Linked DNA regions of Mus musculus: regions 2, 3, 4 and 5 are each linked to region 1. A link is a loop called in an ENCODE intact Hi-C map of the cell type or tissue named here. Cell type or tissue: gastrocnemius. All regions are shown on one strand. Each heading gives the region's core, and the rest is flanking DNA. Links, peaks and the distances in the headings are about the cores only. Region 1 overlaps Tspan11 (tetraspanin 11). Region 2 holds the start of Cracr2a (calcium release activated channel regulator 2A). Region 3 overlaps Cracr2a (calcium release activated channel regulator 2A). Region 4 has its middle 20 kb from the start of Cracr2a. Region 5 has its middle 49 kb from the start of Gm38900.

What was found. Hi-C counts contacts between places; a loop is a spot of excess contacts. Peaks named below come from ENCODE experiments on the same cell type or tissue, not always from the same donor. Only the 100,000 strongest peaks of a DNase experiment are listed, where the experiment ranks them.
Region 2: it touches region 1 in a loop (2.1-fold over the local background); 3 of 42 quality-filtered maps call a loop at or near these places.
Region 3: it touches region 1 in a loop (6-fold over the local background); 15 of 42 quality-filtered maps call a loop at or near these places.
Region 4: it touches region 1 in a loop (4-fold over the local background); 14 of 42 quality-filtered maps call a loop at or near these places.
Region 5: it touches region 1 in a loop (2.4-fold over the local background); 3 of 42 quality-filtered maps call a loop at or near these places.

The regions. Positions count from the first base shown.
Region 1 is chr6:127,918,105-127,924,009 of GRCm38, reverse strand. Tspan11 (tetraspanin 11) reads right to left here. Exons shown (of 8, transcript NM_026743.3): 3 at 267-458. Among named protein-coding and RNA genes, the nearest start is that of Gm38903, 7.6 kb to the left of the region's middle. In gastrocnemius, for the core only: a CTCF peak has its summit at 3,108 (motif pointing right); DNase peaks (open chromatin) are centred at 488 and 3,131; H3K27ac peaks cover 397 bases.
Region 2 is chr6:127,559,154-127,565,058 of GRCm38, reverse strand. Cracr2a (calcium release activated channel regulator 2A) reads right to left here and starts at 3,723. Exons shown (of 19, transcript NM_001368877.1): 1 at 3,638-3,723. In gastrocnemius, for the core only: CTCF peaks have their summits at 3,323 (motif pointing left) and 3,782; DNase peaks (open chromatin) are centred at 3,319 and 3,738; H3K4me3 peaks cover 836 bases; H3K27ac peaks cover 434 bases.
Region 3 is chr6:127,621,943-127,627,847 of GRCm38, reverse strand. Cracr2a (calcium release activated channel regulator 2A) reads right to left here. Exons shown (of 19, transcript NM_001368877.1): 7 at 1,923-2,013. Among named protein-coding and RNA genes, the nearest start is that of Cracr2a, 64 kb to the right of the region's middle. In gastrocnemius, for the core only: a CTCF peak has its summit at 2,472 (motif pointing right); a DNase peak (open chromatin) is centred at 2,537.
Region 4 is chr6:127,538,742-127,544,646 of GRCm38, reverse strand. No RefSeq gene overlaps it. Among named protein-coding and RNA genes, the nearest start is that of Cracr2a, 20 kb to the left of the region's middle. In gastrocnemius, for the core only: a CTCF peak has its summit at 2,492 (motif pointing left); a DNase peak (open chromatin) is centred at 2,487.
Region 5 is chr6:127,674,357-127,680,261 of GRCm38, reverse strand. No RefSeq gene overlaps it. Among named protein-coding and RNA genes, the nearest start is that of Gm38900, 49 kb to the left of the region's middle. In gastrocnemius, for the core only: no CTCF peak of the experiment used is centred there; DNase peaks (open chromatin) are centred at 1,721 and 3,246.

The sequences.
Region 1 (5,905 bases), core at 350-5,349:
AGGAAAAAAGACCCTAGAAGTTGCTATGGTATTTGCTAAGGCTGACCTCCTGGCTCAGGTCCGACATACCTGGACAGCAGAGCCACCACAGACCCCCAGAAGCCACCCTGCTCTGGCTACTTAGTATCCTCAGTGTCCAACCTGGGGGGACATGTGAGATGCTTCTCTGCCCCCACATAGCACAGGCCTACACTCACTCTCTAGGGAAGGATACTCACTGTGGAAAGACAGCTTCCACATAGGGACGGGGTGGGGGGGACACTCACTGTGGAGAGGCAGCTCTTCTGCTCCCGGATGATGGCCCCAAAGCCCAGGAAGCCAGTTGTCATGACAAGACCACCAACGAAAATGAGGATGTAGGCAGAGGCAGCGAACGTGCTGGAGGCCAAGATGCTGAGGTAACCGCTCTTCTCCACCAGTGTCCAGATACCCACGGCCATGACGGCTGCCCCACCTACCTGCAGAGATACAAGACCAATCAGGTGGCGCCTGAGGCTTTGCCAACTGCCATCTGTCTAGTGCCCACTGGGCAACAGAACCTTTTCAGGCTCCCTGCCAATTAGTTTTCAAGGGGGGGGGGATTTCAGTTTATACAATTACAATTTATAAACGAGCAAATGAAGGTTTCAGGTACTCGGTGGACTTGCCAGCACCCCCACCTCACCCTGTGCCTCTGCCCCCTCACAGATGCAGAGGGATTTCCAGTCTAAGTTTGAGCCCAAATCTATACTTCTTACTGACCAGGGATGAAGACCCTTTGCCTTCCCCATGCCGTTCTGGGCTCTCTTTCTCAGCATGTTCCCAGGACTCTCCCAAAATTTCCCAGAGGGCCTTTCATGCTGGCCCATGTGCACATTTGGGCAGCAGTTGAAGAAACAGGCCCACTGAGAAAAAGTGCCCTGCCTGAGGTCTTGCTCTAGGAGGGACAGACACAGAAGTGATGTGGAGCTAGGGCGTGTCCACAGTGCCTGCTCCTTGGAAAGGCTCTATGTTCCTCACACTCCTGTAGAGGATGGGGAGGGACTTACCCGTCATATTCCAGTTTGGTCTTGAGAAGGGTCTGGGATGGGACCCTGGCTCACTCACTGCCGAGGAAGAGGGCCATGGAGCACAGCTAGGAGTTCAGCCTCCAGGGATCATGAGGCCAAAGAATCACTTTGGTAGGGTGATGCTTTGAAGAATACATTTATGCACCATGCGGGTACTACAGGTGCCACACATGGAGTAGGAGAGCTATTTGCTCAGGACTTGGGGACTTCTGAGAAGCTCTGCCATCTGATCCTGGGAAGGTCAACTTCCTCTTGCCCCTGGTTTTCAGATCCCTATTGAAGAATGGGCCCTTTCCTCCAGATGAATAATGGAGGGTTCCTTAGAGGTCTTAGTGTGGTCACGGCTACAGGGCTCTGCTCCTCCCCCACTCCACTTCTGCCCACACCTGGGGAGCTCATTCCTATAAAAGGTTCCCCATCTGGACCACAGTGACTCCATGGTCATTTTCCCATTCTCCGTTCGGCACAGTGACAGACCTCAGGAGAGCAGAGCTTGGGGGTTCTTAGGAATTAGTCCACCCCAGGCACTTACATCATGTGACTCACACGTACTCTGCCAGTTTCTTGCCTATTACAATCACCCGGGGAGGACGGGGCAGGGCATATTATCCTGAGTGGCAGATGAAGAAGGAAACGGGCTTGTAGGGAATAGCAGTATGCCTGGGATGACACCGTTAGTTTCAGAACTGAGATTCATGGCCAGGTCTTTTGAGGACAGAGGCAGGACTGTGCTTGGATCCGACAAAGTGGGTGTGCCTGATCCTCCACGTCTGCTGTTCAAATGGACGATTCCTTTCAAGCACTCTTTTATCTCCATTGGCAGCTCCAAGGGAAGTCAGCGTAAGGGCACCACACAGGACCACGGCTGTGCTGCTAAATGGAACTGGAGAGGCTAACCTTCTCACTACCACTTGAGGCACAGTCCCCCCTTCCACTGTAACCTCTCTAACCTCAGGGTGTACTTTTTGATGAATAGCATCTTATGCTATACATGCCAGCACCTTCTCTTAGCGGTACTAATGACAGCAATGATGTAGCCTACAAATCACGCTTCGAGTCAGGAATCCCAGGACACAGTTCAGAGACCCCATGGGTAAGGGGTATCTGTGCCCCTCACAATTCCTGTGAACGTTCTGAGTCTGGGTGGGTAGAGCTACAACACATGCGAATGACTAGTGGCTATCCTTGTTGGTCAGCTTCCATGACCACTGGGAACTGGGAGTAAAACATCTCCCCATTATTCCCTTATATAACTGTATTGCCTGGAAAGGCTTGAGTGAGGGTCTCAACTCTGAACAATTCCTGTGGGAGATGGAGACAGTCCTTTCATGTCTTTGACTCCTCAGTTCTTCATCTTTTAAGTTGAGAGAGCCCCACTAGATTGGTGGCTCTAATCTAATCTAATCTCCTAAAGACCTCTTCAGCTACTTTCTTGCAAGGACTTATCTGGATGTGTGCTTTGTACATGGTGTACCGACAAACTTCAGTCCAAGATACACAGTACATTAACTAAGAAATAATCTCTCTCTCTTCCTCTCTCTCTCACTCTCCTTCAAAACAAATTAACTAAAAGCACAGGATACTGCCAAGCAGAAATTCTGAACATCATAAGATAGTTAATGGGTACAATCTGTATCAAAAGGGGCATACATTTTTTTTTAACTAGGTAGGCTAATGCTGAGCCCCACCCATCCCCAAACCAATAACATGAGCACCCACATCTAGGACTCTCAGAGGAATAAGCTCAGACTGGCTTGTGGACAGGTAATCTGCTGGGGTACATGGAGCAACTCGGAATCGAATAAAAAAGAATCATTTAACACATAAAATAATGCATTTGGGATCAAGGGCTGAAGTCTGCCTGCATGCATGTGTCCAGATAAGTCTCCAAGTTTTCTCCACGTCCTCAGAGTCGTGGCAGCATAATAACGAGAGGAGCTATGAAAAAACCAGAAGCCCGCACTAATCAGCACCCCTGGGAGTAAGACACAGGCAGGGGCTTTTTAGAAAGTTCCCAGGTGCCCCTTTGAGAATCACAGCACAGGTCCAAGCGTCCTACCCTCTCTTCCCAGTAGATGGCGCTGTGAAGTCCCATAGAACACAACTGGCTTAGTGCCGCTTCTCAAAGCCCTGCCTCCTTCCTTAAGGGCAGCTGCCAGGGTGACTAAGGTTCAGAGCTTGAGCAGTGCTTTACCCCGTACTTGTAGATCTTACAAAATATCAGATCTGGTAGGGAAGCTGTCTCCAGCCACAACACAGGATCTGGGAGCGTCTGGAGGGCCATCCTGCCTAATCAAGGTCTAGAAGACAAGCTTAGGCTGGGTCTGATAATCCATAGAAAGCAAGAGAATGGCATGAATCAATTGTTCTGGGACCCCAGGGTCCCTCTTCCCAGAGAGTTCCAACTAGAGGAGAAGGTAGCTAAAAGGTACTGTAACTAGCCATGAGGAGCAGGAGGGTCTTAACTCCTTCAGGGACTTTGGTTTGTTGTATTGGACTTGGTCACCTCCACCTCTAAACAATAAGTAAAAATGTTCATTATTGGGATGGGTCACCAGGTGTCACAGGAGGTAGAAGCCAGAAAGACTGGGCCAAGTCTTTTGGGTTGTATGATTAACTGGGTGTGGGGTGGGACAAATTTTTTAAGTCCCAGTGTCTTTATCTGCAGATTAAGCCACTGGGCAGGGACTGTGGAGTAGAGCACTGAGCCCAGATCTGGTTTCCCCAGTCATTTGCATCAGCTTGGTTCTGTAGCATCAGCTCTTCATAGGACAGAGATGGCTTTCTGTTAAATAGTAGCTGAATTTTTCAGCTATGACCTGTTGCTAGTGCACCAGAAAACACTATGTGTGTGCATGTGCCTGTGTGTGTGTGTGGTGTGTGTGTGTGTGGGTGTGTGTGTGTGCAATCCAGGACACCTAACCTATCGTGAGCAGCCATCCTTGCCTAAGGCCTGAGGGGACTCAGGTGCAGACCTGGAGGGAAGCAGGCAGAGGGTGTGAGAGCAATTATGGAATTTTTTCTTTTTTTTTTTTTGCTCAGGATTTCACAGGTAGGGTTTCTCTGCTGGAGACACAGGGAGCTATGGGATCTCTAAGAAGGCAGGGTTCTCTGCTCCCTGTAATGGACTGCCTGCAGCTTTGAAAGGCAGGAAACACACAGGGTGGAGGGCCATGTGTCGGGAGTGGTGGGGCAGAACAGGGTTGCTTGCTATGTGCTCTGTGGCATTCTGGAAAGGTTTGGGGTTAGGTGGAAAGGCTGACTCACTCAGGACCACGCTCCTCATTCATGAGTTGTCCTTGGGCAGCTTCCTCAATGCCACCACCACCCGTGTACCCATCAGCCTTTGCAAGAGCACCGATGTCTCTCTGTGATGTCTGCATGGTGATTCCTCCTGCTGTTAGACTCACGTCACTATCCTCACTGTAAGGTCCACCCTGGCTCCGGTCCCATATCATCCTTGAGCTCCTTCTACCCAGAGGTGGGCTGGTCCCCTTACTGAACTGCACACCACCCCCATACAGAGCCCAGACTCTCCTGCAATTGCACCCCCCCCCTTTAAATATTTCCCTCACTTGGGTAGGTTTCCCTCTCTCATACCCTGGCTCTGACAGCCTCTTAGGAAGTGTTCACTCTTTATTTTCTATTCTATTCTATTATTCTTAATCTTTCTGTGTGTGGTGTGATACGTGTGTGTGTGTGTGTGTGTGTGTGTGTGTGTGTGCCTATTTGCGAGTGTGGTTCCTCAGTGTGAGGCTAGAGGCAAGAGGCCAACCTTGGGTCAGACATTGGTCTTCTCCCACTTTGCTGATACAGGCAGGGTCTCTGGTTTGCCACTGCCTACACCAGGCTAACTGGCCCTCTGGCTCAGGGGGTTCTCCGGTCTCTGTCTCCTGCTCTTGATGTAGGAGTAATGGGACTGCAGACCATGCTTTGCTGTGATTGGCTTTTCGTGGGTTCTTGGGATCTGAACTCAGGTCCTTACGCTTGCATGGCAAGTGCACTGCCAACTCCTGATCCATGTTCTAAGCCCATGGCTACTGCTCTTGAACTCATGGCCAATGCTCCTGAAGTAAGGCTGTGCCAGTGAACAAGACTGTGGACTTGGTCAAGGTGTTAGGGGCTGGATGCCTGGTAAGACATATACGATTAGGTGACATATTTGACAGCATGTATCTGGACACACGGTACCACCACTCATCAGGCACCCGTTTCTCACCCCCCCCTCCTTCCCGTCCTTCTTATGCTAATTATTCCAGTTAACTTCTTCTAAGCCTGTTACAAGTGTGCACCTATTTCCAGTTCTGCAGGAGAGCTCTGTCCTCTTTTTTTTCTGATAATGCTCTGCCTACCTACTCCTGGCATGCAGGAGCTTAGGTGAGGAGCTGTGACCACATCAGCCTCTGCCTGCCAGACTCCTGGGGCAACAGTGAATGTTTCTTGCCCCTGTTTGCTGGCTATTTTTCTTGTAGAGGGGTTAGGACCAGGCAGAGGAGACAAATTGGGTTAGTCTCCTTGGATACTTGGAGATCTTTCTCTTTGGGAAGCATGCCTCTTAATCTTCATTTACCCTGGCACACTGTGGAGAGTGCTGGACTACAGGTAATGTTCTTAGGGGAGGAAGAAAAGAATCATGGAAGGAGGGGAGAAAGTAAGGTGGGGAGGAAAAGACGGAAGAAGAAAGAAAGAGAAAAAGAAAATTTCATAGTTTAGAGGGAGGAGTTAGGGTCCAGGCTGAAGTGACATTTATTATGGTCACACAGTTGGCTACTGACAGAGTGACGTAGAGATCCAGGAATCATGCATTCCTGTTCCATTTGATACGGTTGCATTGTGAGATGTGAACAAGTCTCCCC
Region 2 (5,905 bases), core at 282-5,281, 360 kb after region 1:
CTGTCTGTACTGTGGGGCTCCATAAGTCCATGCACAAACCTTGCCTTTACCTGAGGCCTCCTGATTCTGACAGTCCAATGGGCCGCGGTTCTAGCTTTCTCAGTAAACTGTGCCTTGTCAAATTACTCTTAGAAAAAAACAAGACTTGGAGAGATCAAAGAAGTGATGTGAACACTGGAAGGACAATGTATGCTGATGTGTGTATGTATGTATGTATGTATGTATGTATGTATGTATGTTTGTATGTATGTATGTATGTATGTATGTGGTATATATGGTGTGTGTGTATGTGGTATGTGTTTGTATGGTATATGTATGTGTATGGTATGGTGGGGATGTGTATATGTATGTGACATGTGTTTGTGGGGTGTATGTACATATATGATGTATGTATGTGTATATGTATGTGACATGTGTTTGTGGGGTGTATGTACATATATGATGTGTGTATGTGTATATGTATGTGGTATGTGTATATGGTATGAGCTTGTGGAGAATAGATATGTATGTGGTATGTATGTATATGGTGTGTATGTATGTGGTGTGTGTGTATGTGGTGTGTATGGTGTATGTATGTGGTATGTGTTTTTGTGGTGTATGTATGTGTATGGTTTAGTGGAGGTATGTGTGTGAGGTGGGGGTGTGTGGTGTGTTTGTGACATGTGTTTGTGAGGTGTATGTATGTTGTGGTATGTGTGTGTATGTAGTGTGTGTATGTATTTTGTGGTATATGTAAGTATATGATGTGGCAGGGGCGTGTGGTATGTGTGTGGGGTGTGTGTGTGTGTGTATGTGATGTTTGTAAACTGAAGAAAAGAGATCGCTGGCTGGAAGTGGTCTGCCTGGTGCTGGAAGCTATTTGCATACTACCCCAGGGCTGTGAGGGGCATGTCTACAGGCTGCTCTCTAGCACAGTAGTCTTCGTGTGGAGGAGGAGAAGGCAAACGCTGGGTGTTGGAAACCTCAGGGTCTAGACCCACTTCTGTCAGTCACTGACAACTGACCAAAGACTGTGATTTTCTAAATTTATCCTTTCCCTATCTGTCCTCCCAACACCCGATGTTGTAGCCCTGTGGCTGTTCTGCTCCTCCCGCAGCGACTCGTGATATTCTGCAACTATACATTTAGCCTTTTATGGGGAGACATTGGAGGGACCGGGATCTGGGAAACTATGATAAATAGAAGTGATTCTCCCTCAAGGAACCCCTGTGCATTGCAGTCACTCTGTGTGGGAGGAAAGCAAGGGGTGCTTGGGAACCCAGAGACTAGTGCAGGGTCACTGGAGGCTACCTGGCACCCTCACCCCTGCCAAGCTTCTCCCAGCCACCTGGCCAGTGTCCCAGCAGCCTGTAAGCTCAAGCCCCCTCCAAAGAGCAAGCTAAGCAAGTGTCACAAGGGCCCACAAAGTTCCTGTCCCAAAGCTGGGCTTTCCACGGGCTGAGGTGACAAATAACAAGTCTCTCAGCTCTCAGCGCCCACATACCTGATTCTGGACCCAGGCTCTCTAGAGACCAAGCACGGAAGCCAGATTTCTCTTTCTCTCTTTCTCTCTCTCTCTCCCCCCCTCCCTCTCCCTCTCCCCCTTCTCCCTCTCCCTCCCTCTCCCTCCTCCCTCTCTCTCCATTTAAGCATTCCACAGCATGTGCATGGACAGAGGACAAATTTCAGTAGTGAGTTCTCTCCTTCCACCATGTGGCTTCCAGAATGGAGTTCAGGTCACCAGACACAACAGACATCACACGCCTTCGCCTGTGGGGCCATCTCACAAGCTCTTCCCTCCTCCTCTTAAGTCCTGACACTTGGTTACTGACTTATATAGTCACTGGAGGTCTTAGATCCCTGTCCCCCACATAATTGCTGTGTGAACTTGGAAAAGCCACCTAACCTTTCTGACTCTAGGTTCTTCCTCTACAGTATGGGGTCAATAATGATCACAGAGGAATTACTGTTGTAATTATTAAACGTGGCTCTAGAATCCGCAACTACAACTGTCACCCACCCACCTACCAAGCTCTTTGTACAGCATCTCTGGTGCCACCCCTCACTCTGCATTCCACCCAGCCCTGCTCAAGCGTACACAGTCACCTTCCCAGGTCTCTTGCAGCCTCGAGCATGGGTGGCTTCCACCTCTGTCACAGATGTTGTAGGCTTCTGAGCCCCGTTCCAACAGAAGCCATCATGGTACCCCAGGACTGACCCTAATGCTCAGACTCCCTGGTCAAACATTCAAGGCCCTCTTGCCCTCTGCCCCAGGCACTGCCCCTTAATGCATCGAGCCTGCCATTACATCCCCTGGTTCTTCAGCACAACTTCAAGAGGTGTCCCTCCAAGAGCATCCACACTTAGCTTCTTCCTCAAGATCTGAAGGCCACATCTGGCTTGTCATGCCTGCCCCGCTCCTTCCAGAAGGAACAGCACCACCTCCTCCAGACCCCCCGAGCATCGCAGTGTAATATTTCAGAAAAGCCAAGGGACCTCTGGGTCACACCTCTTTATTTTTTAATTTCTTTTTTTTTTTTTTTAGCATCCCCAGACAAAACATTGTAGGGTAGCTTTCATAGACGACTATTATCCATAAGGACATGCATATTCATTCCTCCTAAAGAGGGCCATGAACCTGACCCCTCAAACTGAACTCTGACTTTGTGTGGACACACTGTCCTGGCTGCACACCCCTTTGCCTGCATCACTGATAACACTACTTCTTATGTACCAGCTTCTTCCAGAAATAAGGGACTCACCACCTTATGCGATGTGCCAATCAGGTTCTACCTCTTGGCCTGTCACCTTTGTAGACAGCCACTCATTGACACTTTCTGCCTTCTGAAGTCAAAGGCTAATACAGTAGGGATCCCTGGTTTCCTCCACAGAGGCAAACTGGGCAGGTTCCCTTTAGGGGTTGTGTGGTTAGTGGGAAGACGTGTGGATTGTGAGACTTTCCTGAAATCAAGGGTAGACATCACTGTGCTCTGGTACACAATTATGTGGTACACACGTATGTGCTTACACACAATACACACGCGCACACACACACACACACACACACACACACACACACACACACCACATCTGGGACAGATACAGCACAAGGTCATTGAGTCATACAGCCAGATCACAGGACAAATGGGGATCAGGAGGAAGCTACACCCCAGGATCCCTCCACCTCATCTCTCCCTCTGCTCTGGGAAGTTTTTGGTCTTTTTTTTTTTTTTTTTTTTTTTTTTTAACTGTCTCTCTGAGTTTATTTCCCTGTGAGGTAGCAATTCTTACCCCTGTGCTGGGCCCACGTGCCAGCGGCTCCCAGCAGCTCCCCCTGCTGTCCAGCAGTGTGAATTTCTAGTCACTTCACCAATAAAGTCTTAGTTTCCTCTGTAAAACAGTCTGGGTGTGACTGAAGGGTCCGAGGGGATGGGGGCTCTTTCTAAACCCTGGTGCTCCTAAGCTTTTATAGTCCCTTTTAGGGTGCAGGGCAGAGGGCCTAACCAGGCCTGGGGAAGCCAAGGCTGGGATGCTTGTCCCAGGGTGCATGCAGTCCAGGCCAGCCTCTCCTTGTGTTTTGCTGGTCTGCAGGAAGTGCGTTCTCTGCTGCCCAGCAGAGGGTTTGGGGCGAAGCCTCCCAAGACCTTCCTCCGATTACCTGCAGGGGCGTCCAGTGCGGCTGTCCGAGTTGTCCCCCTGCCTTCTGACTCGCAGCTGTCAGGAATTCGCCGGCCAGCCGGATCTGGTCCGCTGTCCCCGCCTCCGGCTGCATGGCTGGTCCAGCCCCAGCAGCGCCCCACTGCGCGCGCTCCAGGATCTACACCATACCGTGGTGTCCCAGCTTAGCGAAGCAACTTGTGACTGACTACTAAAGCCTGCAGTCTGGGTGGCGAGGGCGGGGCCGTCGCTGACTGGAGCCCAAGACTTCCTGTGCCCCCTCTTTGCTGGTCTTTGCCTTAGAGGACCCTTGCTCAATGAGCCAAGGGAGTCTGTCTCCAGAGCCTCTCTTTGCACTAAAAGCCAGGCACCAGTCTGGGCTTTGTGGACCTGCTAGAGAGAACTCATTCACCCTGAAAAACCGGCTTCAGCTGCTCTCTTTGCACTTAGAAACCAAGGGGATTTTGTTCTTGATGCTTGTCTGATCTTATGTATTCTAGGGTGGGCAGGAATGCGTGCTCAATTAAAGTCCATGCAACACGTGCCTTTAAACAAAGTATTCAATAAATCTTCAAAAACTTCCATGCTTGAAGATAGCCCTTCAGCCGAGTCCACTGCTCCCTACCAAGCTGTAAGCTCATCTTCCAGTTTCGCCACTCGACCCTCAAACATACAGCTCTGCACCAAAGCTGCTACCTGTTGCAAATACCAGGTGCCTTTTCTGGCTGCTAAGACCTCTATCTTTACCCAGAATTCCCCTCTTTCTTCTTTTCCCGTTGGAAACCTACCCATCCAGGCTCCATGAAATATCAGTTTAGGGACCTTTCCCCAAACACTGCCCCTCAGCAGAAGGTCTGTCCTCCTCTGGCAAGTTTATCTATTAGCCATCGCCCCCATACACACACACCCTACACACATAGAAACACACTCTAAACCCAGATCACAAAGAGACACCCACACTCATTGGTACCAATTACTACAATGTATCCTTTCTGCTTGCAGCCGGCCAGTGGCTAGTTCACCATCCCACCCCACCGCAGGAGCCTCAGAAGGGGCCAATATCCTCTCATTCCTTCCCTCAGCGTCTCCTCCTCTGTGCCCTGGTTTTCCCTTCTCAGTCCTGGAGAAGGCTTGCTTGTGTCAGCCCCCAGAGTTGGAATGGAACAAGATGACACATAAGCTTGAGACCCAGCCAGCTAGGTAGCAAATCTGGGTCTCTAGGATGTGTCAGATGGATCGCTCACCTTTCTCAATCAGCTAAACTAAGAAAAGAGGCATTTTCATCACCACCGCCCAAGACAAGGAGGGACGGCAGGACTCATCTTGATGCAAAGCCACTTCATCTCCGTTCTACAGAGGAGAAAACGGAGACCAGAGACACCAAGTCAGAGGCACCTAAGGTCATGGCCATGGTCATTCTCATAACTACTGCCTCTTCCTTCTCAGGCTCCAGCTGGCTTCCATGCCTACAACCACCTCATGGGATGGCAGTCATTTGCCTCTCACTGCTTCATGAGCTATTAATCAGTTAATTGGTCAAGGTATTAGCAGTCAAGAGCCCAGACTGAAGCCCACAGATGTGAGCTCTATCTTGGCAGCTACAGCCTTGGCAAGTTATTGAACCTCTTGTCAGTGCATGGCTAAGGATTCTTGTGTCATAGAAGTTCTAACCCTAGACCTAAGGCTCGGGAAACATCACAGAGGGAAGGGGGGGGGGCATTGTAAGATCCAGAAGACCAGAGTGTCTGCTGCAAGATAGTGTCTTCTATATTTGACAGGGATCTGCACCTATGAAATCTTAACACTAACACTATAGTCACCCAAACAAGACTGCACAATGACATCAATTGATCCCAACACGGAAGTGGGAAATCTCACAAGGCCCCAAGGCAATGAATGGCTGTGGAGATAAAGAAAATGAGACTTCTTCAAGGACAAAGTTATCCACCTGTTAGGTTATCCAACACCAAGTGGTCAGCCCTAAACACACAAACATGTAAGCAACAATAACTGAACGCAGCAGGTCATATTTATATGCACATTGGTGTGTATGGGTGTGTGCATGTATACAACATCAAAGAAGAGGAGGTCATAGCATTGGGAGGGGGCTTGGGGGACATGAAAAGAGTTGGGGGAGGAAGAGAGTGGGGTGGGAATGATGTAAATATAGTCCCCCTGTATGAAACTCTAAAAGTAAAATCAAAATAAACGTTACAGAGGGATGTTTTAAGGATGCTGGCAAATGTGTCTTTTAGGAGGAGTTAGAATG
Region 3 (5,905 bases), core at 274-5,273, 300 kb after region 1:
GGAAGCTAATTTACACCCGCTGATGGGTGTGTGTGTGGCTTCCATTTGCCACATACACATCCAGTTTCCCTGAACACTGAGAGCGCCAGAATGGTTTAAGGCACTGAAGGACAATGGGGGTGGTCTGGAATAGTTGGCAAGCCTCCAGGGAGGGCTCCGGCCAGATATTTCTGGAAGGCATTCAGATTTCCCTGCAGCATGAATGGTGTCTGTGACGTTAAGTGGAGCAGCGATGCGGATAATCCAAAGCAGCCGAAAATTGAAATCTGGATCAAGGGGAAGAGCCTGAGACAATAGCCTGGGCTTAGCATCGAGAGGCAGCAGCCAAGACCAGCAACCTCCTGCTAAAAGCTCACAGAGTAGGGCAGACAGTAGAAGGGAGAACAGTTTCCCGAATCCTTTTTAAAAGTGGGATATACCAAAACACATCTTGCTCAGCTTGGGTTTGGTAAAGGAGAGGCTCCTCGCCAGTCCCCACCTCCTAAAACAACAACAAGGGCTGGAAAGACAAAGGCTCAGAGGTCTGGTTACTGGGGTTCACTATGAATGGGGGTGCACCAGAACAGGGATACATTGGGAACAGGGGCACAGTATAGGAACACACCCAGGGTATACTAGGAAAGGGTGCTCTGGGAATAGAAACATGCTGAGATCAGGGGTGTGTTGGGAACAGGGATGCACTAGGAACCAGGGTGCTCTAGAAGCAGGAGTATACCAGGGACATGGCTGCAACAGAGCAGAGGTACACTGGGAACAGGGATATACCAGCGACAGGCATACACTAGGTTCAGGGGTACACAAAGAATAGGGGCACACCAGGAACAGAGGATGCAAGCTTCACATCTTCTCTCATGGTGCTGAGGATGGTGGGCACTGGGTTCCCTTGGTGATTGTGTTTTCCAGTTTTTAAGAGGAAAGGGTAAGAAGCCTCATCTCTAATCACTGCCTCCTTTGGGGCTGCTATTTAGGGAATAAGATGGGCTGGTAGGTTTTGATGGAACTGCTAGGTAGGTACAGATGTCAGCTGAGTGATGTCAGCTGAGTGATGTCAGCTGAGTGACGGCCAATGTCTAGGTTGCTTTAGCTGCAGAGGTATGCTCTGTAACTCATCCATCACACATTTCCTTCCTTCCTTGCTTGCTTCTTTCCCTTTTTCTTCTTCCCATTTTCTTCTTCTTCTTCTTCTTCTTCTTCTTCTTCTTCTTCTTCTTCTTCTTCTTCTTCTTCTTCTTCTTCTTCTCCTTCTTCTTCTTCTTCTTCTTCTTCTTCTTCTTCTTCTTCTTCTTCTTCTTCTTCTTCTTCTTCTTCTTCTTTTCTCTCTCTCTCTCTCCCCCTCCCTCTCCTTTCTTCTCCTTCTCTCCAATCCATCCAACAAAATCCATACATTTATCTTTCTTCAGCTATCTATCCATCTATCCATCCATCCATCCATCCATCCATCCATTCCATCTATCCACCCATCCATCCAGTCATCTATCCATCCATTCCATCCATCAGTCCCATCCATCCATTTACCCTCTCTCCTTCCTGGCTCCCTCCCTCCTTTTCTCCCCTTTTTCCTCCATTCCCTCCTGTCAGTCCATCCATGCACACCTCCATGCATTCACATGCTCACTCACACATTGATTGAGCAAACACCCACGGGGCATCTCCTATAGCCCAGACATGCTCAGGTAACCGAGGCAGAATTAGTAAGCAAATAAACTTACATGCTAGGAGGAAGAAACAGACAATATGGAATAAAAGTAAATATGTATTCTACATACTTTGCTTGGAGGTGGTAAATGCCTGAACATTAAAGCAGAAAAAGAAAAGGTCACAAGAAGGAGCTAGGATCCTTCTTACTAGGGAAAGGTACTCAGAGTAGGCAGGTCTACCAGTTAGCCGTCCCCTAGCACGCGGCATAGGAGTGAAACACTCACTTTCAGGAGGAACTGCTCCCTCTCACTTTTGATCTGCTGCTCCATCTCCTCATAGAGATGCTGGATTTCTTCATCGTAAGCAGCAATTTTCCTGGAGGGACAAATGAAGAAGCTGACAGGGTTTCCCCAAGATCCACTTATCCCACAGCCATAGTTCCTGGAGCTGAGACCCTGGGGCCATGAACAGTTGAGGGACTGTGTAAGTCAGGCCAGCCAAGGCTCAGTCCTTCAAGGCTGACTAACCAGGCAAGGCTGCTGTTCACAGAGGCCAGCTACATAGACTGTGGTTGCTAAAAGGCATCGTGAGCCTGCTGTCTTCCAGATCAGTGCCAGACCACCAGGGCACTTCCCAATACAGATACACCCCACATTTCTTCCTTGACTCTGCTTTACTCTGAGCCCTGGTCTCCTGCACTTTCAATCCCTACGCTGATACCTCTGCAGGTAGACAGTCTGAAACTGCACCCGGTAGGGATCCTTCCTGCTCAGCACCTCAGTGAATCCCATTCCAGTTTGGGGGCCTTCTCTACTTTTCTACACCAAGCCTGACACTGTACCACCAGAGGGCGCTAGTGCAATTGTGAGCTTAAGTCCACACTGTTCCCAAAGATTTCCTGAGGATGAAGGTCTATGCAAAGGAAGGGGTCTCATGCCATCCCGGGCACAGGGCCAGAGATGCACAGCAGGAGGCTGGTGGTGCTGGTTAATGGCTGGGGATGACACTGAGGTGACCTATTCCTGCTCCATCTCTCAGCAACCTCTCCGCAGCATGAGAGCCCATAGGGCATGAAGTGAGTAGGGGGATAAGCACATGCCACTATACCTGGATGTTTCTCCTCCCTCCCTCCGTTCCTCTCCCTCTTCCTCTCTCCCTCTCCCTCTCTCTCTCCTTTTCCCTCTTCCTCTCCCTCTCTTTCTTATGTGGTTTCTGAGAATGGAACTACTCAGGTCCTGGTGTTTTTAAGGCAAGCTCTTCCCCAACAGAGCTACCTTCCAGGCCATGGTAGCAACATTTTCACAACTTTTCTCTGGCCATGCATGGAGAACCTCCCCTCTGGCCCTCACTTCCTATTCTTTCCCCTCTCTTGTAGAAAGAACTCCAGCTTGGCATTGTGGCTCTCAAGAACCATTTTGAAGGTGTAGTGCACACACACACACACACACAATGTCACTTGCAACACTAAACTCCAAGCTGGCAGGCCCACTGTGACCTTCACACTGTGACCTTCATGGATGGTCATGCTACTAACAGAGGAAGCAGCCTCATCTTCAGCTCTAAGAAGTACTGGGAAGATACCTGGACAAACGTAAAGGATAAGAATGTAACTACTCCCCTGAGCCCTCCACCCTTTCACCCTCGTCCCATGTTCACTTTGGACTCCCATCTAAGGCCAGGCTTCCATTATTGTTCCAGGCTTTTCCATGGCCCAGTCACTGTCCTATCTTCTTCTTCAGGGAGTGGGCTTCACCACATGTAAACACTAAGTAAGCAACACGGATAAACCATTTTGACTGGCATTTTTCCAGCTCTTGAGAAACCAAGCGCTGGACCCAGACAAAAACACTGGCTTGAGAGCCATGGTCCCAGACAGCATCTCAGACTCTGAATTCCAGCTCACTGCTCTCCCCAAAGCCAGAAACTTGAAGCAATGGCACAGTGGTTTCGGGTTGTGCTCAGCGAAGATGCCGGTCTTTCCAGATTTCACAATTCAGGGCTGTCTATGAATCTGCTCAGCATCCAGGGAATGGAAAGGTTCCTCTGGACAAAGAGTAAGACATCTCTTCTTGTAAATGACAGGTATGTGAGCTTGTTCCTCTCAGCTAACCCATCGGGACAGAAAGGAAGCCGTGGAGGCAAAGTGAGAAGGACACCCCAAGGTCAGGAGTAGACGTAGTTCAAAGGAAGTAAGGTGGGGTCTCTTCGGCCCTAAATTACCTTTACACTCTTGAAACAGCCCAGATGCTGGATAGAAAATGACATCAACTAAAATTTTGGGCAGCAAAATGCAACTACATAAATACCGGAGAACTAATAAAACAGGACGAGAGCAACTTAAAAACTGATTTGGCTCTGCTCTGATTCTAATTAGAGTCATTCGTATAAGCTGTTTACCATCTATGCTTAACAGCCCTGCTGAACATTAATTCTACGATACCATTAAGTGTGTTATATTAATTTTGTTCTAAGTTTTACTTGATTGAATTAATACTCTTGATGCTTTTCCATGCTCACATGACAGCCCGCTTGTCTGGAATGAACTTATATTACAAACCATTATAAGAGAAATGAAATGAAAGCAGACATAGCCTCCGATTAGTGTTCAATGCTAGCCCTCATTTGCAAAAGCTGACCCGGCCATGAAGAAGCCCTTGATGGGTACCAGTGATGTTGGACCCATCCAGACTTCTCTGTGGACTCAGGCCTCCTGGGAGATTCTGCAGGCCTAATGACACCATTATCCTCCTAGGTCAGAACACAGAAAGTCCCAGGGATGGGAACATGAAGGTGCCATTTTCAGTAAAGTATCACTAAGCTGCTCAAGAGTCAGAGGACTCTTATTCCAGAACAGGCTTGTCTCCTCAGTGTGACCTTGAGCAAGTGCTGTGATGTCCTCCCAGGTAGCTCCTGCCCCAACACTCTTTCCAGCACTGTCCTGGTGGACTGAGGAAAAAGTGAATGCCCAGAGCACCCAGAACCACAATGCCCTAAAAAACACATGGAATTATTTATTGCTGTAACTGGGATCAGGAGATGCACGGTAGAGAGGAGGAAGTGTTTGCTTTTAAGGATGAAGGGGCTGGGTTTGGAAGAGCTCAGAGGCACCGGGAGAGGACGCAAAGGCTTACTTGCTAAAAGCTCCCATCAGAGTCTGTCAGAGGCTCTGGCTGGGCATAGCAGGAGCTGCAGAGCTGGGCTGTGTGTAGGTGTGGGAGCTCCACAGTGGCTGGGAGTGCAGCAAGGGCCAGGATACTACAAAAAGACTTGTGCGTGTGTCATGCAGCAGTTTAGCCAGGTGCACCACACTCTGCAGTCCAAGGGAAGAGGTGGCCTGTGGTGTCTGCAGAGCCTGGGCATCGTTGTCCCCATGACTGCAAATCTGCTCTTAGCACACAACACACACACACACACACACACACACACACACACACACACACACACACACACACTGAGACTTCGAAGTGGTCTCTAAGAGGACTCACCCACCTTTCCAACCTCGATAGCACCCTGTCTGAACTCCTAGGACACCCTGTGCCTTCATTTATCCATTTACATGGATCTTTTTTAAGTTGTCCTGATCTATGTGGGTTTCACTGGGGGCTCAGTCTCTGTTAAATTATAAATTCCCAAATTATATTACCCATAATATAATAATATATTAGCCTCTTAGACTCAAGAGGCTAACACTGAAAACTTGTAAGACCGCACTTTACAGTCTGGATATCAACTCAGATGCTAACAAACCATAGTGAAGAACATAGATTCCGATGAATTGAAGAATTATAGGATTAGCAGCTCTGTCTTTAAAGCTTGTGTTAAAATCCTTGCCATAGGTTATAGAGATGACTCGGCATTTAAGAGCACTGCACCAATACCAGATGCTTCACAACAGCCTATTACTCTAGTTCTTGGGGGATCCTGTTCCCACCTTCTAGGGCTCATGCATGAACGTGACATAAATGTGTGTGCACACATTCATAAATAAAATAATAAATCTTTAAAAGATAACCATTGCTTCTATTAACACCGAGTAGGTCAGAACACTTTCTTTGACTGGGGACTGGCTTGTCTTTTTTTCTGTGCAATTCTGTCATCTTTGGAATATTCTGAGTCATGAAAATTTGTGTTCCTTTGACTGTGCTCTTTAACGCAAAATGCCTCTATAAATTTTAAAACAGCTTCAAGTTCAAGAGGACAACTTGGATCAGGCCACATCTTTCTCTCCTCCCACCTTGTTCTGCGTAGAATTTCTTTTGCAAGCCCA
Region 4 (5,905 bases), core at 498-5,497, 380 kb after region 1:
ACAAAATGATTTAATATTAGAAAACTGAAAAAAAAATATTTTATATAGAAGCTTGATAAGTTCAATTATAATACAACCTTTCTGAATTTCTTTGATTATATAAAGAAGAAAATATTTCCAGAGACAAATACAAAGAGTTTGAAGTAGAAATGGAGGAATAGAGTCAAAAGTGATATATTTTTGAGTCTACCCAATTCTCCCTTCCACAAGTTCTTCCCCACCCCTTCCCAGATCTAACTGGGTCCCATACCCACTGTCTCAGCTTACTTTGGCTACCCCAGGCTGCTCCAAAACCAACCTTTAGGTGTCTGCCAGGACCCAGCCTGCCCTGCCCTCTCCTGAACCTCCCCACCCAGTCAGGTCCCACACATCCTTCTGCAGAGTCTAGCCCCTCCCCCTCATCAAGGAAATTTCTCTTGGAGACATAGACCAAGACAGAAAACCACAACCAGTCAAAATGCAGAGTTGTGGAGCCGAGTCCCCAATGACATAATGACGACACAAGTCCTGGACCTGGGGAACATTTTGGAAGAAGGAGCAGAAAGATCGTAGGAACCAGAGAAACAGAAAGTCTGCTATGAGATTGGGCCTCCTAGGAATATCAGAAGCCTTATCCGTAAGGTGTCGCCAGCATGGCTGCCAAACCTTGAGTTTAACAGGGATGATACTTATAGACACATGGATGGGAGAAAGCTCATGAGGTCTCAGCCGTACTCGGAGAAAAACCGCTAGAGTCTAAGGAATGCTACGAACAGGAGAAACAGTTTTCCTCAGGGAAGAGCATGCCAACCGGTTATCTCACCACAAGCAGTGAGCCTGAAAGCATGGACACACAAGTAACACCGTTCAGACTATGTAGGCTGTGTTTGCGGACTTAGGAACACACACACACACTTACTATGTAAAAATAAAAGAGAGGAAGAGATTCTATGGGAGGGTTTTCAGGGAGAAGGGGAAGGGGAAATATGTAATTATAATCTCAAAAATTAAAAGAAGTAATAATCTTACAAAGAGTAAGACACTCCCCCCAATGATATATTTAACCGCATGCTAAAATCACAGGAACACGATGGCAAATGGAAACATCTGTAATCTAAGTCAGCCTGTTCGATGCTTTTAGAACCCTACTCTGCTCCGTAGATGCAGTCCTTGTTGTTGGCCCCATCCAGCCTGGTTGCTTCTAACCTCTCATTGAAGTGCATCATACCAGTGACACCATTAGAAAATGATTCTTTCACTTCTTTTCCTCACTCTGGACTCCTTCAGCCACCAAGTCTGCCGACCGAGGCTTCTATGATATACTGATGTTTCTGCTTCTCAAAGCCATTACCAACTGTTTAGTCCAAACCCTTGCCATTACTTATCTGAACTATTGCCGTGGTCACTACACAAACCGTGTTCCCATACACTGGGTCTCTTTTAGCCCATGAGGGCACTGCAGTGAGATGTCCTTCCCTTCATGGTGCTTGTGTTTGAACGGCAGCGCTAGCTGATGAAAAAGCAACAAGGTGAGAGTCAATGATGGTACGTTCTAGAAGGCAAACGAGCTGTAACAGGAGAAAGAATGAGGAACACCGGGAACATAAGGAGAATGGCTACAGAGGACTCGTCCTGCTGAGGCCCAAGAGCAGCTGGGAATGGGGGCATGGGGTGAGGGAAGTTAGAACAAAGAGCAGAGAAACCAAGGGGCTTTGCGCAGGGTGATGGTAGAAGGGATCAGGAAAAGCAGCCAGAGTCAGGTTAACACAGACCTAATGATCCAATGGGGGTGACTCGGGAATGAAGAGGGTGTTCAGTGGGGAGGGGCTTGGGTGACTGATTGGATGGATCGTGGTGGTATTTATTATACTGAGAAAGAAGAAAGGCTTGGGACAGAGAGAAGGCCATGCCAGTGGAGTGGGGTTCTAATTTTGCAGCTCTCCCCCACCCCCCTCGTAGGCTAGAATGTTTCCATCCCTGAGTTCTGACCATGTCTCCTCCCTGCCGTAAACACGACTCAGAAAGTCTTGCCCTTTACCATAGTGTACATGGCTGCTTCTCACTTTGACGGAACATAACATTCCAGGGTCTCCTGTCTGCTTCATCATAGAGCTTTAAAACTGCCTCGCGCTCACCTCATTACACAGTGAACTCCGCTGTTAGGTGAAACTGAAATCAGGATTTTTATCGTCCTTGCCCTTGCAGTTTCCATGCGGGGCGCGCGATGGTACTTAGTAACATTGATGGGACAAAAGAGGGAGGGAAGGAAGAAAAGGGGGAAGGAGGAGGAAAAAGAGAGAGAGAGAGGGAGAGGGAGAGGGAGAGGGAGAGGGAGAGGGGAGGGAGGAGAGGAGAGAGGGAAGGAGGGCGAGGAAGGGAAAGACTGTTCTCTTGGTGAGAACCCTCCTTGGAGAATGTAGCCTTTAGCATCTGTGCCATCCATCCCCATCCTCTTCTGAGCACTTGTGGAGACAGAAACCTCAGATGGAATGTGAAGAGCGCCATCTAGAGGTCAGAAGACTCAAGACGGGACCTATTCGGAAATTGAAAAGCAGGCAAAGCAAGAGCTTACCTACAGCAATTGTTAAGCCCATCCGTGGTAACGTTATCCAGAATATGGTTCACACGTGTTTCTCACGTGCCCAGTGGGAAAACCCAGAACAGCAACAAAAGTACTGAATGACCCGGAAGGTGAATTTATTAATATAAATATGGTTGCTCTGACAGCAGAGCCCCTGGGTTTTCTACTTCACGTGGGCAGACTTCGCGGAAGCTCCGCTTCTTCCATATCAGTTGTAGTCCATTAGTGGCCAGGTGCTACTCTGTGCCGAGAAGCCAATCGCTTCTATTACCTGGCTTGCAGGAACATCTGTGAGGGAGGCAGAATTGGCCTGGCTGAGGGCTTGCACACTGCAGTAGGGATGGGAGCAGGGGCTGATGCAGGTCCGTGACAAGGCAGCTTCTTGTCTGATTGAACCTAATAGGCCCAGGCACCGCACAGAAGCCATCAGCAGCTCTGCTGGTTAGCTGCGAATTGCCCACCAGAATTGCTCTCTGCTCCAGAGTGGCTTTCTTTTACAATTTAACAAAGGGTGGAGAAAATTGTGGGGCAGTGACTGCAATTTACACGTTGAGCCTATGCCTGCAGAGATCACTGTAAGGATATTTTTATCTTCTTGTTTTTGTTTGAGTACTACGGACTCAGGTACAGGTAGGTTTGGTTTGGCTATGGAGGTCAATATTCTGTTTCCTTATTTATAAGAAGGTCCTGCTATGCTGTGCTTTGTGGCTCAGTTAAAAACACTATACAGCAACCGGAGAGATGGCTCAGTGGTTAAGAGCACTGACTGCTCTTCCAAAGGCCCTGAGTTCAATTTTTTAAAAAAAGAACACTATAACACTATATAGTGTTTTGCAGATGTGGAAGACTAGAATAGAGGTAAAGAGACTGAATTTTTCCCAACTATATGATCTCAGCTAAGTTACAAGATTGCCTGAATACTGCCTCTACCCCCACCCCATCCCTCCACCACCCACTTTCTCTTCCTCATCCTTTGTTTGGTTTCGTTGTTGTTGTTTTGCTTTGGAGGAGTTGTTTTTTGTTTTGTTTTGTTCTGCTTTGTTTTGTTTTGAGTTGGAGCCTCACCATATAACCCAGGCTAACCTCAAAGTTGTCATCCTCCTGCTTCAGCCTCCTCAGCCCTGGAGGGAGCCTCTATACCCGGCTCTGAACCCTGTATTTCTAAAACTTGAGAGAAGGGAAGGTTTTGCCAATCTCTATAAACAAACACTGTAAAGAAACCATGCAGAGAAAAAAAAACCACTTGCTACTTTAAAGAGAAAATTATCGAAGTATAATTTGTACACAATGAAACCCATACATCTTTACGTGGTCCAGAGGATCTTGGGAAACATAAACAGTTGTGCAACTCACACTCAATCAAAACAGATCCTTCACCCCAGGAGTGACCCGAGGCCCCTCCACAGTCAGCAACTCCAGCCACAGCCAGATGCAGTCTGCCTCTCATTCTGCAGCCATAGGTGGCTCTCTCTGTTTCAGGACTTGACACAAATGGAATGGCATGGCTGATGCTCCTGTACCTTTCCCTCAGTGTTTTGTGTGGTTTGCCCATACTGTTACGGGTGTCCATGACTCTTAGTTGCTGGAGCTATTCCATTCTTTTTCCACTCTCCGCTTTAAGAGCACATGTTACTGAGTTTTAATAAGTGTGTCTGCCCCGTTTTCACAGCCACAAGCAGATAGCACGTTCCCGTGGGCTCCCAAACTTCCCTGGAGCTCCATCCCACCAGTGAGCTTGAGGATCCGCCCGTTTCTACCCCAAACGCCCACCGAGTTACAGATGCTCACCCACCCACCCCACCCCCAGCTCATACATGGCTGCTGGGGTCTGAATTCAGGTTTTCATGCTTGGTGGGCAGCTACTCCATCCGCTGATCCATCTCCCTGCCCACCCCTCATATTAATTTTTGTCTAGATTGCTAGATTTAACTTACTAGTAGTTTGTCAAGAACACTTGCATCTATATTAGGAAATGCCACTGATGGATAGCTTTCTAGTGATAACTTAGGCTTTGGCGTCTGGGTAATGCTGGGTTCATAAACGGTGTCAGGGAGTCTCCAGGGTGGGCTTTTTTGGTCAGGTTTACACAAGCTAGAGTTAGCTGGGATGAGAGACCTCAGTTGAGAAAATGCCTCCATCAGATTGCCTTTAGGGAACTGCAGTTCCCTGTGCTAATAGTCCTCAGAACACTCATAGGGAGTAGCACTGTTAGGAGGTGTGGCCTTGTCAAAGTAGGTGTGGCCTTGTTGGACTGAGAATGTCACTTCGGGCAGACTGAGGCTTCCGAAGCTCAAGTCATTCTTTCTTCCTGCTGCCTGCCAGTCAAGATGTAGAACTCTTGGCTTCTTCCCCAGCACCACATTAGCCTATGTGCCACCATACTTGACATGGCAACATGTCGTGCCACGTCATGATGACAATGGGCCAAACTTCTGAACTATAAGCTAGCTACAAATAAATGTTTTCCTTTGTAAGAGTTACTGTGGTCATGGTGCCTCTTCACAGCAATAGAAACCCTAACTAAGACAGGCATTTTTCTTAATTAACCTTTGATATGGAAGGGCCCAGTACATTGAATGCAGGAGCTGAAGCAGAGACTATGGAGAAACCCTGCTTACTCGAGTACTTCCTCTGGCGTCATCATGCACCTTGCCCAAGCGCACATGCCCAGAGGTGGTACCACCCACAGTGGCAACTGGCAATCAAGCAAATGCCCACAGACATGCCCATGGGACAGTCTGATGGAGGTGATTTTTTTAACTGGGGTTTCTTCTTCCCAGATGTGTCAAGTTGACAAAACTAACCATCTCGGTGGACTTTGTGCATTTATGTTTTGTTTGTTTGTTTGGTTGGTTGGTTGTTGGTTTTTTTTTTTTTTTTTTTTGAGACAGGGTTTCTCTGTGTAGCCCTGGCTGTCCTGGAACTCACTCTGTAGACCAGGCTGGCCTCGAACTCAGAAATCTGCTTGTCTCTGCCTCCCAAGTGCTGGGATTAAAGGTGTGTGCCACCACTGCCCGGTGCATTCATGTTTTTAGGGCAACTCTTCATTTTTTTTTTTTTTTTTTAGCTCTTATCCTTGACCTTGGTGGTTTGTGCCTCACTGCCTGCCAAGCTAGCTCAATGGAGGCTTCTCCGCTGGAGCTTATTAGAAAAGCCTTTCTTCTTTCTATTGGGTCTTCTCTCTTCCCTGTCTGTTTTCCGTGCATTTGATGTAAGTTTTGATCTCATTCTTGCCCTTTCTTTCTGAGTACTTCAATTTTAATTTGCTTTCTTTTGTAGTCTTGCAAGACAGAGAATTAGATTACTAATTTAAGATATTCTAAATTATGATCAACTAAATAGCAC
Region 5 (5,905 bases), core at 653-5,652, 240 kb after region 1:
CAGAGGTTGTTGATTTGCTTGCTTTTGAGGCAGCTTCTATCTATGCAGCCTCAGCATTAAGCTTTTAAACCTCCTGCCTCAGCCTCCTGGATGTAAGGATTATTAGGAATGCCGCCACCACCACGCTGGGCTTCTTCCAACATCTAATTAAATCAAAATCTCTAGGTGTGGGGAGTGACAAGGACTGATATTTTTAATTAAGTAAAGCTATCAGAAGTAGCATAAAACTAAGCTAGTTAAATTCCCAGACGAGTTGAGCACATGCACACCAAGGTTAAGGAGAAGCAGAGCTAAGGATCACAGCCTGGGCTGGATGTAGTAGCTGTGCTGTGGGACAGCACGGTGAAGGCTGGCTGGGGTGGGGGGGCAGTAGTGCTATGACCAGATAATGGCACATTCCTGATTTCAATGTCAGATGCGCTAGCTGGGTCACTGGTGGTCATCACAGACAGAAATCATTTGAAATGGAGTTACTTATCAAGCCTCGAGTAGACGATACCCAGACTCAGAGTGGATATGGTTTAACCTACAGCAAGAGAAAACTGGGTTAGGCTGAGGAAAGTGAATCGCAGCCCTAGACGAGTTCCCAGCTGAGGCAACAAAGTGATAACAGCACTGCTGTGGTCTACGGTACTCCAATAGATGCCTTACAAGAAACAGTAGGGCTGAGGCTCTCTGTGAGTGTCCTGGGCAGGGAGGGGTGTGGTGGTGGTGAAACCTCTTTGCTAGAACACCAAGTGAAGACTCTGGAAGGCTGAGGACTGCAAGGGCTGTGGACCAGAGCCAGCTGCTGCTCATTGATATAGCAGCCTGGGTAAATCCCTCTTCCTGATCAGGACATGGTCACAGTCCCCATGACCTGAAGGAAACCCGTGAGGGCAGGTCATCTGGGTCTTCACTTGAATATAACAGTAATGAGAGACTCCAGTGGCCCCTGTTGGGTAATGGCTACCAGTCAGACCTTAGCTTTCTCTCTATGGTTCTCATGGAGCTGAACAGAGGCCATCCCCAGGTTATAGATTTTTCTGTGCCTGAGAGGAGAGGGATGGGCAGAAGCAGGGTCAAAGATCTCTTGAATGGAAACTGCTTTGGGTTGTTACAAGGTGGGGAAGGGAAGGGTTTCAGATGGGAGGACAAAGAGGAAGGAGAGCGGCCTCCCCTGCTTGTTTGTGTGTGTGTGTGTGTGTGTGTGTGTGTGTGTGTGTGTGTGTGTCTGCATGCAAGACGTCAATTTCTAGCATATTTTTAAATCCATCAGATGTGAAAGGCTGACTTAAATAGACCCATGGTGTGAAGCTGGTAATTCCACTTGCTACAATAGAGAGGCTGGCAAGGGCCCTGGCGGGGATTCAGCACCCCTGCCCACACCAGGAAAGCTGTAGAGCTCTCTGGGGGGACACTCAGGCCAGGTGCTTCCCTCTGCGACATTGGACCCACAGGAAGGAGGGGACAGAGGATGGAAGGAGAGAACCAGGGTGATAGGGAAGTGGGTGCAGCCTTTCCCTCCATTGGGTGTCAGGATGGGTGGAACAGGACTGTGAGCCTTGGGATTCATCCTTTCCATTGCTCCTGTTCCCAGGAGCAGGGAACTCGGAGTGCTTACTCCATTGGTGATCAGTGCTCTGTGAGGTCCATTCCCTCGGGAGATATATCAGCCGTATGCTCTGCTTCCTGGCTCTAACTCAACCGCTGGAGCTGCTCAGAGCAAGCTTAATGCCAAAGCCTGCCTGTGCCCCTGGAGTATGCGCTTCCCTCCCCCGTCTCCAGCCTTTCTTTGCCAGCGATGGTTTCAGTGCAAGTCTCTTTAAAACACAAGCATTCCTGGGTGCTTCTGGATGCGTTTCTGCTGTGGATGGTGCCGTGGACTTCCAGAGCAACAAGACTCCCTTCAGTTGGCTCTTGAACTGTTACTCAATACACTCACTCTCTTGTATACTCTGGGGCCCATAGACCCTCCTGTTGGCATACAAGGTACGGGGCCCCATAGATACTCCTGTTGGGGGATTTACCCTAAAATGGAGGCGGCAAATCACAATCAGAAGCTTGTGCATGGGTAACATGTATGCCTAGAGCTCCAAGGGCCTTCCTCTGCAGGGTCCAGGGAGGTGTGGAGAGTCCAGGTATTGGAAAAGGTCTGAGGGGTGGAAAGACTGTGGGTGCTATAGTGGTCTGTGCAGGGTGTGTTCCTTGTGGGGTCTAGGGATTTATTTCCTTTGTGTGTCTTAGAGTTCCTAAGGCAGAAAGTGCTCATTTTCCTCTGCACTCCCTGAGTTCGTCATGTACCCCAAGACCAACTATAAGTACCCTTGGGCTTTACTTACAGATGGGAGAAAAATCAATCCTTTCTTCATGTATAGACAAATGTTTCTAAAAATGGTCTTTCTTAAATTGTGATGAAAATGGGCGCAAAATTTACAGTTTAAACCATCTTAAAATGTATAATTCAATACCTTTAAGTACATTTATAATATCACATGGAGCTATTCCTATTCTCCATTTCTAGAACTTTCTCATCCCCCCAGGGTGAAAGTGTTCTCTAAACCATGTGTATAAAGGTGGGTCATTTTGGAGGAGGCTGTCTAAAGTATTTTCTGGCCTGTCCACCCACCCAGAATCTATTTTGTACTACTCCCTGGTAAATACAGCACTGAAGGAGACTGGAACTCTGCTGGGGACACCTTGCAATTTATGATACCAGACCTGCACAGCTTCAAAGTACTGCAGAAAGAAACAGCATGCTTAGGCAAAAGTTCAGAGTTTGAAGAAACATGATTTAATTGATTCTTCAAGAAGTAATGGGAGGCGATTTTACCTGTGACCCCCTCACACTTCTCTTGGGTATCTACAAGTGTGCTTCCCCCACTCTCTATCCTGCCAAAGCTCTGGTCACTTGTAATGTAATAGCTACAACTTGCTTGCAGCCATTCAGTTGATAGACTTTCTCCCTCACTCTTCACTTGCCTTTCCTCCTTGCCCACAGTGAGTAAGAGAGCCCACATAATTTGTACCTAGGGCCTTATTCTGAGCAGGCCTTTGCGAGCTAGAGAAAGCTTTCAGGATGAGCACAGCTGGGTAGGAAGAACTGGTTTCATACTAGGAGGACAAAGGCGAGCTGGGCAGGGGAGCATCTGCTATGCACGGGGCATTGAGCCCAAGTCAATTGAGCCGTTGGGCTGCCCAGGGGTAATGGATTGCTACCAGCAGCTGGGGCGGCTGTGGGGAATGAGCTGGAGCGCTCTGATGGGCATCACACTGTCTGAAAGGCAATCGCACCGCAGCAGCTGGAATGCTCCCCAGCATGTCATTTTAAAGCCAGAAGGAGTACCTCATTTGAACCAGCGGAGTCTGCCCACACCGAATTCCCAGCCTGTAGGACCCGGGCCTCCAGCCCAGCAGCTCCCATGGGATTGGGACTTATTCTAAAGAAAGGATGCTTTGCTCTCAAAAGCTCATGTAGACCAAACTGAGACTGTAAAGCTGGATAGACCTGTCCTTGGGACCTCAGTTCCATGTCTGTCATTCTCTAGAGTCCTGTGGTCAGTGTGTGAATGAGCATCCCACAGCAGCAAGCCATTTGACTAGCATCATTACAGAGGGGCTAGGAGAGCCCATGAATTGTCCTTGAGACCCCCAACATTGTCCTTGGCCTAGTGTACCTGCTTAATGAATCGTATTTCCATAGCCACATTTCCAAAATCCATGATGAAGCCCATAGCATCCTGAATCTCATACCGATGTATTTCAATTCTTGATTCCGTATTAAAAGGAACAATCCTATTGCCCCGTCTGTAGTCTTCAGGTATTTTTGCTTAGTAGTGCAGAGTTTTTATGAGTTGTAGTTTTTATAGGTCATATGGACCCAGCCATAATTCATCATGATGACACCGGTCTCACTGGTCCTCGGGGTCCTCATTTGTAAGGAGAGGAGCTTTCTGGTACCATGACAAGTGCCTGCACATAACCCTTTTGGATCTGAGCCATAGCCTTGATGAAGTCCCAGCTAGGAACAAGGGTCGGTTATTGGACTTGATTCAGCCAGGATGATAAATGGCCCCACCTCACCTGTACTCTCCAGTTTCCACATTGATTTCAGGTCCTCTGCCAAACACCATATGGTTTCCCCAAATCCCAACATTCTCAGCAATGTTCTCCTAAGTAGGACATTTTGATTAAATTGGCCCAAATGGATCATGTGGAAGGTCCTCCGGTGTGGCTGTTACTGGTAATGAATATGTCCTCTAATAGAAACACCAACAGAGGTAGCAAGGTAGGGGTGCTGGAGATTCAGACAGCTCTTGCATCCTCACATCCATCCTAAGGAGGGAAAGCTTAATTGATTAAGAGTCAAATGCTTTGGATCCTGGCTGAGCATGAAGAGAGGAGAGGTATCGTACTCCCAGGGGCAGAGGAAAACCTGGAAGCCAAATAGGGGGTTTGATCCCAACCAGCAGCCACCTGCTTGTAGACTCTACTTTCATTGTTTTGCAAAAAACTACCTTTTATTTTTCAAACTTCAGACCTGATTTTCAACCTTCCCACACTTGTCCTCTCCCAGCAGAGTTTGGCATGGTCTCCAATAAACATGGAGATCTGAGGCCACCTGCATCCCTTCTCCTACCCCAGGGACTGAATACTTTCTTGGGGAACTCATCTCACCAAGGGCTTCTGCGAGCTCAGTTCGAGGGCAGAGTATCAAATGTCTAAATGCTATCTTTGCTTGTTCAAAGCAGAAGGGAGGAGAGACTCCAGGGAGGAGCTGACAAGGAGAGCAAATTCCTACTGTACTATAGACACTTGTGAGGGAAGGAAGGAGAGACTTTATTTGCATGCAGGGATGGTTTGAGACTTGAAATCTAAGCTATTTTTAAACAATATTTATGCATTATTATTATCAGTGGTGTGTGTGTGGGTGGGTGCGCACATGTGTGTGCTTGTGTATGTGTGTGTAGTTAGAGTGCACAATTGCCACACACATATATGAAAGTCAGAAGATAACTTTCAGGAGCCAGGTCTCTCCTTCCACTGTGGGTTTCTGGGCTTGAGCTAAGGTCATTAGGCTTTTATGGCAGGTGCTTTTACCCACTAAGCTATCTTGCCACTCTAAATGTAAGCCATTTCAAATATGCCCAAATGACCTGAGGGAAGCCATACCTGAAGAAGTAGAAGAAAGGGTGAGTCAGATCTTTCCAAGTAAAGGAAATCAACCAAGACAGAGAGATCCTAACAAGGAATGACATGGACTTCTGGGGCCATAAAGTACTATAATGATCATAAAAATGTACCTACAGTCTGTATTAGATCAGGCAGAAGAAAGAACTGGTGATTTTGAAGACAGGCCAATTGGGGTTCTCCAAACTAAGGAACACACAAACACACACACACACACACACACACACACACACACACACACACACACACACACACAAATGAGATGAAGAGAAATTAACAGAACTATCAAGAATGCCAACTTGATAATGGAAGTTTAGAAGCAGAGAAGGCATATGAAGAAGTAATGGCAGAAACCTTTTCAAACTTATGAAACCCATCAACTTAGTTAATCATCCAAGAGGCTCACACTATGTAGGCAGGATATACTAAAAGAAGCCTATAGCTGGACATGTAAATCAACCATGAAAGACAAAGTGCTTTGAAAGCACCAAGAGAAAAGAGATACCTCACACAAGGCATCATCAACGAGACTAAGCTAATTTCATATCAGAACCAATAGGAGCCAGAGGCAGTGGGATGGCATAGCCACAGTGCTGACAGAGAACAGGAAGTCAGCTAAAAATTCTCTACCTCCAAAACGATACTTCCAAACTGAGGGTAAACTAAGATATTTCCAGATCAATAGAAACTGAAAGAGTTTCACTCTGGTAGGTATTTCCTTCTGAGCAGCACTAAA